2 separate regions of the Mus musculus genome follow, and region 2 is linked to region 1. The links are chromatin contacts, found by POLR2A ChIA-PET in ENCODE. All regions are on one chromosome and are shown on one strand. The core of a region is the stretch at or near the end of the contact, and the rest is flanking DNA. Distances in the headings are between cores, read along the strand shown.

The links. ChIA-PET counts read pairs that join two places held with the same protein, here RNA polymerase II (POLR2A).
Region 2: POLR2A ChIA-PET joins it to region 1 with 15 read pairs in Patski. The contact joins the promoter of 4732471J01Rik here to the promoter of Cic in region 1. POLR2A ChIA-PET finds 5 or more read pairs at or near these places in 3 of 5 experiments (Patski and embryonic stem cell).

The regions. Positions count from the first base shown.
Region 1 is chr7:25,266,287-25,268,986 of GRCm38, forward strand. Cic (capicua transcriptional repressor) reads left to right here and starts at 1,413. Exons shown (of 21, transcript NM_001302811.1): 1 at 1,413-1,470. It overlaps Gm45974 (a long non-coding RNA gene), which reads right to left. Exons shown (of 3, transcript XR_001778066.2): 3 at 2,047-2,111.
Region 2 is chr7:25,393,453-25,396,217 of GRCm38, forward strand. It overlaps 4732471J01Rik (RIKEN cDNA 4732471J01 gene), which reads left to right and starts at 1,261. Exons shown (of 7, transcript NR_015569.3): 1 at 1,261-2,501. It also overlaps a transcript of Lipe not described here.

The DNA of each region.
Region 1 (2,700 bases), core at 163-2,662:
TTTGACAAATTACATTCAGATCCACACTCCCTTGTGTTGAGTCTGTCCATCCATTCCCGCTGACTCCTTGCCCACCTGAGACTAGAGACCCGTTCCATGCAGACAAGGGATCAATAGGGTCTGCGGCACGGTGGGAACTTCCTGTAGATATCGAGAAGTTGCCTCACTGTAAGTGCCATAGATAATGGGTGCTTTTTGCATGTCCTATGTGAAGCAGCCATATATCCCAGAACATTCTCTTACAGAGCATAGTGCAAGCATAAGGAAAGCAGAATAACTAAAAGCAGCTCAATGAGAAAGGGGTTTATCTCAACTTATATTTCATCAAGCCCATCTGAAGGGGCGTCAGGGCAGGAACTCTGGGCAAGAATTCAATGGGGAAGCCATGCAAGAACCCTTCATAATGGCTTGCTCTCCATGGTTTGTTTCGCCTGCTTCCCAGGACCACTTTCTCAGGGGTTGCACCCACCCACAATGGGTTGGACCCTCCTACACCAACCACTAATTAAGATAGTACTGCACTGACTTGCCTACAGGGCAATCTTTTGGAGACAATTGGGGTTCACTCTATGTCAGGATTTGGTACTTGTGTCAACTTAAAAACTAACCAGCACCAACAGTAAGATGTGCTACAATAGACCAGATGTGTGTGTGTGTGTGTGTTTCACTATTACAGTCTTGAGTATCCATCATATGCAAGAGAAACCTTCATTAGAGGAGGAGTACACCATTCTCCATTATCCTTTGATCCAAGGGAAACCTGATGGGAAGACTGAAGCTAGGGATAGTCACACCTGGTGTAAACTCGGCACCGGGGCAACAGCTGTCTATGCCTCAGAGGGTATGTGGCACATGCTCTTCTCCTCACCTCCGGTGTGACACCCACCCCAAGATTTTTACACATCTTTCCTCAGGTGTGAAAAGCCATAGGGCTATTCGCCTTCGGAATGAAGTGTGAAACCCCAGGAAGTGACGCAAAAGAAAAGTTTGGAGATTGGAGGGTGCGATCAGAAAAGTGCGCCGTCCTAAAATCAAAAAGTCTTGGAGTTGACATCACGGCCACAGGCCACGCGGGTTGCCAGTACTGCAGAGCGCGCTACCCTACAACCGCAGGTCCTCTCTCCTTCTGGTGGCAACAGGGCTTTCCGCGGGGCCGCGCCAGACTTTTTGAGACTGTTGATTGGCCGTAGTCCGGCCACCCGACAGCCAATCATGCAGAGGAAAGGTGACATCACTAGTTCTCCTCCCATCCCCCTACCCCAAACTTCTCTACTCTGGTTTACCAGCACCAACAACCACGTGGGGGAGGGGTAAGAGAGTAGAACCGGTGAGGTCATTGCACCGCCCCTGCCGTTGCTGATTGGCTGCGGGGCTCGCGGGTGTCGGTTGGCTGCTCTTTGCACCTCCCCCTCGTGCCGCTACAGCCGCCTCAGCGAGGAGCCACTGGCGACGCCAGAGCCAGCAATCCGGGTGAGTCGGGGCCCTGGGTCTAAGATGTTCCCAGTGTCCAGCGAGACTCAGGAGGAGCTGCCCTTTCCGACTTTTTCTCTTCGCCCGGGTTCTTTGGAGCTCCATGCACTCTGTCACATGGGAGTTGTAGTCTGACTTATGCTTCTGACTACGGGCCGGATACAGAAGAAGACTACTATTCCCAGCAGGCATTGCGTTCAGCTGGTCAACAAACCCTCGGGCCACGCCTCTCGAGCTTGTTTATTGGAGGGCATATCCTTTAGTCCCGCCTCCCTTCATTTTATTGGTTACTGTCCCTCGCAGGGGGTGGTTTCTTGCTTAAGATGGATGGTGATTGGGTACTGTAATTGTCATTCGGCATATAAATAGTCTGTTAATTGGTTAAAGGAGGTGTCCATTACTTGTTGTAAGGTAGAGTTCTAGGCAGATCAGGCAGTCGTAGGCTTAGGTTGGTGTCGGTCCCGGAGGGAGGCCGGTCTTGGAATTTGACCCCGCCCCTTGGCGCTGCCGGAAGAGCGCAATTGGTGGTAGCAAGTGTCGCTTGCGGATGATAGGCGGAGCCGACTAGACAGCGAATATCTATTGGTCTAGGTTGGCGCCGGTCACCGGGGTTGTGGCCGTTTATTGGCTGGTTGCTCCAGCTGTTGCAGGTCCATTCACCATTTTGTGTGTTGGAGTAAAAAAAAAAGGGAGAATCGAGAGGGAGAGCCGGAGGGGGGGCGGGGAGGGACCGGACCGGACTGAGCCGGGGCCACGGCCCCCCGCCCCGAAACCCCGCGGAGCCCGAGGTGAAGGGCGGGGCTAGGGCTGACACTGCGTGGGGGTGGAGGGGAGCTGGAGGCCGAGAGGGGACAGGTGGCAGGGACGGGAAAGGGGTACAGGGCAAAAGAGGTGGGCGGAATGGTGTGGGAAGGGGTGACAGAGTGGAAGAAGTGGTAGGAAGTGGGGAGTGACAGAAAAGGAGCAACTAGGGGAGAGTACTGATAACAGGAATGGAGGGGTAACAGGATTAGATCAGGGTGACAGGGAGAGGAAGGGGACCGAGTTGGAGGGGGTGATAAAGAGAGGCGATGGGCAGAGGTGTCAGATTTGGAGGTCTAGAGATGGCCGACAGAAGAGTGAATAGGAGGAATAGGTGATATAAATAAATGGGGGTGACCAGCGGGGGGGGGTAACAGGAGGGGGCCTAGTATCTGAGAAAATAAGGTAGAGGTGGTGACAAGATGGGAG
Region 2 (2,765 bases), core at 11-2,510, 130 kb after region 1:
TCCCCAGCTCCAGGATTTTTCCTTTTATCATACTGGCTTGTTTACAATGTTTTGTAAATGGGTGAATGAGAGAGGTTGAGACAGAGTTCCACTCTGTAGCCCTGACTGACCTGCAACTCACTATGTAGCCCGGGCTTGCCTTGAACTGACTCAGCTTCCCAAGGACTGGGATCAGAGGTGTGCGGCACATGCCTGGCAACAACAGTCTTATTACCATCTGTGTCCTCAGCTCTACTGAGACTGCCCTGCTAGTTACAGAAAGCCGAAGCCTGGCACCTCTAGGTATTGAATGTCTGTCTCGGGATGAAATCTTTGTGACTAGAGCCTTTTAGATTCAGAATTAAGGTTGAGGCATACAACAGCTGTCAGCTCCACACTCCCTGCTCTGAGAAGGCTGAAGGTATCCATCTCCCTGCCCTCACTGGACAGGTACAGGAAACCCAACCAGCTCAGTGCCTCTGTGTCTCTGTCGTCATTTGGGAAATGGGCTGATCATAATGACAGCTGTCTCATCCAGTTACTTGTGGCAAGATCACAAGGATAAATGACGGCTCCAGCCAGTCAGGATACCCTTGGGGCAGAGGTGGGATCTGATTCACAGGTCTGAGGCCTGGCACTAGGAAGGGCCTCAGGAAATGACAGTCACTTCTCAGAGCTGCGAGCCTTTGTGAGTGTGCTTACCTGAACCCCGTGCAAGGGAGGAGCCTTACTCAAGCAGATTCTTTCTGACTCCTCATGACACTAAGGGCAGCTTGGCTATTAACAGCTCCACGTCACACTTCACACATTCCTTTGCTTATCAATCTAATAAATACTTGAATGTCCATGTGTCTGGCATTCCCTGTAAACAAGGCAGACACAACCCTACTCTTAGGGAGACCAGTGTCTAGTAGAGTCAGACACTCTACTCAGCACACTCAGCCAGACAGTAGACTTACATACACCTCTCCAAAACACACACATTTGAATCTGACAACAGCCCTACAGATGCCTGTTGGGAGCTCAGAAAAAAAATTGAGAAAAGGTCCCTGTTCATTACTTCACATTCATAGCAATTTGGTACAATGGGTCTTTGCGATTGAGGTTCCATATCGCTTCAAAGCATAGTGTTCTGCTATGTGTCTTTGTTGGGGGATAGGAGGCTTCAGGGTCCTGCTTGAGCTCCAACACTTGTCTACCAAAGGAGGATGAGGAATGATGAATTTGGGGGTTTTGGGTCTGGTAAGCCATGCCAGGTTTTTTCTGGTTTTGCCTGCACAGGAACCTGTCCCTGGAGTCTGATAAAGATCCATGGACTGCCGGTGGAGCTGCATAGCGGAGGGCTTGCTTAGTGTTCACCAGGCCCTAGGTTTGGCTGTAAGCAGCGCCACAAGACAGACAAAACTCATAACCAAACCAGGACTTAATGCCTGCTCTGATTGAGCCATGCAAAATCTTTGGTTGTTCTGCCACTGTTTCTCCAGCCTTTTGGATCCAGGGAAGCTAAATGGTAACTCCCTCCTTTCTCTAAGGACAACGTAAAAGTTCTCATGTTTTGCAAGTCGCCCCAGGGTTGCTGGGTTGATGAAGGTCGATTGTCAAAGAGCAGATGGATGGATTCACTGAGAGAGTAAGAAGGGGCTGCAAGGAGCTCTTCCAATTACCGGATGCCCCTTCTGCCTACCTTTTGCATTCTATTTATTTAGAAAAAGCGGTTAAAAACCCTTCTACGTTATTCTTTTAAGAGGGCAGAAGACATGAAAACCGCTTGAACCGAAACAGAAAACACTAAAGGCACAGCTCTTGGCCACACAGAAAAAGGAACCTGAGAGAGAACCTTATTCCGACAGACGAGCATTTCGGACACTTCCCCAAAGACCGCACTGGGACAGACGTAGTCCTTACGTCTCGGTGGGGCATTCTACTCTCACATCACCCCCCCCCCCACGCGCAGGACGGCAGTGGATCAGTCCACGGGTCTCTTCCCCCTCGTGGAAGTGGGTCAGTTCCCCCAGTCCCCAGTCCCCCGCAGGATGTGCGGGATTTCTTTTAAGCTGTTACCGACTCACCTTTGATCTTGCCTTTTCGCCACCGCCTGCGACTGCGGTTCTTCGATCCTTCTTTGCCCTGCTTGGAGGCCTGGGCCCCCACGGGCGCCGATTCCACGGCCGGCTCCATCAATTCTTTCCAGTCCTGGCGCGGGGCCCAATTCCAGCGATCAAGTTCCTCTCTTAGAGTCAATCCTAGTTACACACCACTGCCAGGCCCCCAAACCATCCAATCCTGGGCAGGCTCCTCGCGGAGCTCCGCCTTTAATGGGTGGGGCTGAAGGTCTTGGCCCGCCCATCTGCTCAGATTAAAGGAACCGCGCAGTGCACCGTAACGACAAACAAAAAACCAAAAACCAAAAACCAAAAAAAAACCCGCAGTCCTGGAAGCAGCGAGAAGTGCCCTCACAGCAGGAATAGTGAGGAGTCGCGTTAGAGTCACCCCAACAAAGAATTCTCAGTCATCTTGTGCAGGTGCTGACCCTCGCCATCTCATTCACCTTTCCTTGAACCTGGCCCGCCCACTTGCCCCGGGAGCCGGAAGAACGGGCGGGCGGGCAGGGGGCGGGCAACCCAAGGCGTGGGCGGGGACCGACTTGGGGGCGTAGCCGCGCTTGGTAGCCGTTTGGAGAAGCCCCGCCTTTTCCTCCGCCCCCTCACGTGGTCGTCCCTGTTTTTTTTTTTTTTTTTTTTTTTTTTTTCCCCCCCAGACAGGGTCCTAGGCTGTAGTTGAGGGTG